Linked DNA regions of Homo sapiens: region 1 is linked to region 2. The links are chromatin loops, found by intact Hi-C in ENCODE. Cell type or tissue: MCF 10A. All regions are shown on one strand.

Region 1 (2,500 bases), 690 kb after region 2:
TGCCAACATGTGGGTTGTAGACCTGATCTGCCATCTGGAGAGAGCTGCCCAAATATGATGACATCAAGAAGGTGGTGAAACTGGCATCGGAGGCCACCCTCAAGGGCCTCCTGAGCTACACAGAGCACCAGGTTGCCTCCTCCAACTTTAACAGAGACACCCACCTTTTCCACCTTCAATGCTGGGAATGGCATTGCCCTCAAAGACCACTTTGTCAAGCTCATTTCCTGATATGACAATGAATTTGGCTACAGCAACAGAACGATATACCTTATGGTCTACATGGCCTCCTAGGAGTAAGGGCCCTCTGAACCACCAGCCCCAGTGACAGCACGAGAAGAAGAGAGGCCCTCAGCTGCTGGGGAGTCCCTGCCAAACTCAGTCCCCCACCACACTGAGAATCTCCCCCTCCTGAACACTGTTTCCATGCCAGGCTCCCTGAAGAATGGGAGGGGACTATGAGACCGCACTTTGTCATGTACCATCAATAAAGTCCCCTGTACCCAGCCAAAAAAAGTAAAGTGAGCATAAATGATAGTGAAATATATAAAAGTAATTACATAGTGATGAGTTTGGGTTATTTATTACCTTTGTTTTTATTTTATTTATTTATTTTTTAGAAATGAGCTCTTGCTCTGTCACCCAGGCTGGAGTACAATAGTGTAATCATACCTCGCTGTAACCTTGAACTCCTGGGCTCAAGCGATCATCCTGCTTCAGCCGCCTGAAAAGTTGCGATTATAGGTGTGAGCCACCACACCCAGCTCTATAACTTATTTAATGGTAAGTTTATAAAATTTAATTAAATAATGTCCGTGTTCAACAACCAGCTTTTAAAATTCCTTTTTTTCTTTTTCTTTCTTTTTTTTTTTTTTTGAGACAGGGTCTCCCTCTGTCACCCAGGGTGGAGTGCAGTGGCTCGATCCCTGCTCACTGCAACCTCTGCCTCTCAGGCTGAAGTGATTCTGCTGCCTCAGCCTCCCAGGTAGCTGAGACTACAGGCGTGAGCCACCACACCCGGCCAAAATTCCTGAAATGTTAACAATCAGCTCTAGAGGGCTGAACTAGAACCAGTCCATGGGCTTTTAGGCATTCCCTGTGCTGCCTGCATCAGTAACTTAGGCATTTTGGTCTTACACTGGGTTCTACAAATTACGCAGCCAGTCCTCCTGCCAACTCTATGCTGGAATCTGCACGCCAAACCGAGGGCGGGCTTGGGCCTTGGAAATTTCTGAAAGGCTTGAGTCACCTCCCAGGATTATCCCAGGCCTAGCAGCCTTCCACGGAGGAACCCCACCCTGTCCAGAGGAGCCAGAAGGCCTCTCCTAGGAGCCGGGGAGATAGGGAGCCGGGGAGCCCGGGAGCCAGCTTCCCGTGAAGAATGAGTCCACAGCACCATCTGGTGGCACCTGGGTGTCAGGGCTCCTTGGGAGCAAAAGCCAGGATCCTGGGATAAGAATCACCTGCCAATTCTAATGGGGTGGGTAGGGGGAGTAGGAAAAAAATCATCTGCCAAAAGGGGTCCAGCAGTGTCAGAGGGGGGATTTGAGTCAAAGGAGGGTCTGAGGGTGTGGGATTTACCTGCATTCATACTTTGCCTAAGAGCTGCAGGAGACTGTAGAGGCCCCAAGGACAGTGAAAAAACTGAATTTCAGAGAGAAAAAGTGACAACTGCCCATAAACCAGTATTAAAATCTAGCTCTGCTGACTCCCAAACCAGTGTTCTTTCAACATACTGTTTAACTCAACAGATGTCCATTAGCCCTCTACCAGCGCCTAGCATTGTATGAGGCTCTGAGGACAGGGGTAAGGAGGTAAGACAATCATAATCCCTACATGAGGACTTTATGCCTTGCAATGTGCTAGGTGTTTTATTTATTTTCTTTAGTCATTACAACAACCAGAATTAGTATCCCAATGTTAAGGATGAAGACATTGGCCGGGCACAGTGGTTTATGCCTGTAATCCCAATACTTTGGAAAGCCAAAGCAGGTGGATCGCTAGATCCTAGGGGTTCGTAGACCAGCCTAGGCAACATAGCAAGACTCCATCTCTACAAAAAAAAAAAAAATTAAATTAGGCATGGTGGCACATGCCTGTGGTCCCAGCTACTCAGGAGGCTGAGGCAGGAGGATCACTTGAGCCTAGAAGGCTGAGGCTGCAGTGAGCCATGATCATGCTAGTGCAGTCCAGCTGGGGTGACAGAGTGAGACCTGCCTCAAAAAAAAAAAAAAAAAAAGGATGAATATGTTTGATGCCAGAGGTTATGGCAGTGAAAGGAGCCAACGGTCAAGGTACTGGGGTGAACAGATAAGGAAGACCAAAGAAACCCAAGCAAAGGGTCCCACTGAATCCACAGTCACTAGGGACATCATGGGCGAGCACTCTGCTGGGCCTGGGGGTGAGGAATGAGACAAGGTGAAGATAACGAAGGACAGGATGCCTGCAGCTATCATCTGGGTGGGGAGGCAGGACATAAGGTTGGAAGAAGTTAAGACTA
Region 2 (2,500 bases):
GAGGTGGGGTCGAAGCAGTGTTCTCTTTCATCTTATACACTTCTGAAGCCTTTAAAAGTAGGACCATATGTTACTGTTGAGTCTTTTTTTTTTTTAAAGAATGCATTGCCAGTCGGGTGTGGTGGCTCATGCCTGTAGTCCCAGCACTTTGGGAGGCCAAGGCAGGTGAATCATGAGGTCAGGAGTTCAAGACCAGCCTGGCCAACATGGTAAAACCCTGTCTCTACTAAAGAAACAAAAAATTAGCCGGGCATGGTGGTAGGCACCTGTAATCCCAGCTGCTCAGGAGGCTGAGGCAGGAGAATCGCTTGAACCTGGGAGGCAGAGGTTGCAGTGAACTGAGATCACGCCACTGCACTCCACCCTGGGCAACAGAGCAAGACTCTGTCTCAAAAAAAAATATATATATATATGGCTGGGTGCAGTGGCTTATGCCCGTAATCCCAGCACTTTGGGAGGCCGAGGCGGGTGGATCACCTGAGGTCGGGAGTTCGAGACCAGCCTGACCAACATGGAGAAACCCCATCTCTATTAAAAATACAAAATTAGCCGGGCATCGTGGCACATGCCTGTAATCCCAGCTACTCGGAAGGCTGAGGCAGGAGAATCACTTGAACCCGGGAGGTGGAGGTTGCGGTGAGCCGAGATTGCGCCACTGCACTCCAGCCTGGGCAACAAGAGCGAAACTCTATCTCAAAAAAAAAAAAAAAATACTACATATCCACCAAAACCATCCTGGTGATTATCTATGGAGACATAAAGCTGATGTCCTAGTTTCTTTTGGGGTGAATGAATCAATGTGTTATTTGCATGTATTATTAGTTCACAATCCATGTTTAAAGTAAAGTGCTCACTGGATGTTGGTAAGTGCTCACTGGGGATGTTGGTAAGAGAAAATTCTTTGGAGTAGTGAAAGTGGAGGCTGGGAAGCAATGGCTTAAGGAAGGAGTACTGAAGGAAAGAAAAAATGGGGGCAGACAGGCAAGTGCAGACAACTTGGTTGAGTTTGGTCACGAAAAGAGAGCAAGGGATTGGGCTGGAAGAGGATGTGCTGCCCAGCAAAGGCTTTTTAAGATGGGAGGATGCTGAGGGAGACAGAGGGCAAGCGATTGGGACAGGAGAGATGATACAGTGGTCCTCGGGCAGGTGGCTGGGTAGACCAGAGTCCCCGAGCAAGCTGTGGCCCTGGCCCCCGTCCAACGCATGTCTGTCTGCACATCCAGCCCTAGCTTACGCCAGGCCCTTGGTCAGTGTCCACTAAGGCACAACGCTGTTAAGCATGGCCACCCACTACAGACGACCAGAAGAGGGCAGCCTTGGCCTTCCAAGAAAAGCTGTAAGTCGGGGAGCCACCTCTCCAGAAGCGCACCAAAGGGTCTGCATGATCCCATCACAGGGAGGGGGCTTAAGTCTCTCCTCGCCCCTGCAGTTGGCTGAGGGCATCCATCACTGGCTGAATCCCAGCTCAGCCATCCTCTCCCCAGCCACCTTGGAAAAAACAGAGTCCAAGGCAACTCAGCAGGACTCAAGCTGCCACCACCCTGATGCGGAACCTCCATCTCTCATTTCCTTATACGTTAAATGTGTCCTCACCAGGCTACGGTCAGAATCCCCATTAAAAAAAATAGTAATTACCTCACAGGGCTGTTGTGAGAATAAAATGAGATCGTGTACAGAAAACACTTGGCAAAGTACCTGACACAACAGACACACTCAGCAAAGGGCAGATGCTTCTCCAGTCCCCGCTGTCATCAAGGTCTCTCTCAGCCTTAACACCTCACTCTGCCCTTTCTTCTACAGAACCAAGCTCCTCCCCCTGGGGTTCCTGAAGCAGAAAACTCTAGGCAGTGGGGTTTGGTCCTGTTCTTCACCCTAGACCTCGGGGACTGAAAGGATCCTGCTCCTTTTCATCCCACGTGGAGGCCCAGGGCACCGCAGGAAGAAGTGGGAAACGAGGACGTCCTGGCTCTGCTACCCACAGATGGCTGACCCCATGGTTTCCTCAACTGTAGAACGGCAGTCTCTCCCACTGTGTGCCTCACAGAGCTTCGTGGAAGACATGCACAAAACGAGGTGTGCAAAGCATGAACTAGCCCAAAGATAAGAGGAAGCACCTCATCTACCATGAAAGGCATTAACATTCGGTCCCTGCTACAGGTTAACCTGCTCATTCTGACCATCCCGGCCAAGTGCACACCTCTCCCCAACCTGGAGTCGCTCCAGCCCTGTCATCCTGCCCAGGACTCCAGGAGTCCTTTCTAGAACTCTCCTCACAACATCCAGCCATATTACGCAACCATTACTAACCACCAAGAAAATAGTGCTAATGACAATATCACAAAGCAGTGCCCACTGGACTTGCTCCCACCTCAGGGCCTTTGCACCTGCTGTTCCTGCTGCCTGAAATGCCCTTTCCCTGGTTATCTACCTGGCTTGATCCCTTGGCTCTTTTGGGTCTGTATTCAAATCTCAGTGAACCATTCCCTGGCCAAACTATCTA

What was found. A loop is a pair of places that touch in the nucleus more often than their neighbours do. Peaks named below come from ENCODE experiments on the same cell type or tissue, not always from the same donor. Only the 100,000 strongest peaks of a DNase experiment are listed, where the experiment ranks them.
Region 1: a loop joins it to region 2, with 9 times the contacts of the local background. A loop is called at or near these places in 9 of 110 quality-filtered maps.

Annotation. Positions count from the first base shown.
Region 1 is chr1:32,399,909-32,402,408 of GRCh38, reverse strand. It overlaps the pseudogene GAPDHP20. Among named protein-coding and RNA genes, the nearest start is that of BSDC1, 6.7 kb to the right of the region's middle. RefSeq lists an enhancer at 1,497-1,616. In MCF 10A, a CTCF peak has its summit at 1,403 (motif pointing left); a DNase peak (open chromatin) is centred at 1,368.
Region 2 is chr1:33,085,346-33,087,845 of GRCh38, reverse strand. The region is part of intron 5 of AZIN2 (antizyme inhibitor 2); the gene reads right to left. Among named protein-coding and RNA genes, the nearest start is that of AZIN2, 5.4 kb to the right of the region's middle. In MCF 10A, a CTCF peak has its summit at 1,307 (motif pointing right); a DNase peak (open chromatin) is centred at 1,305.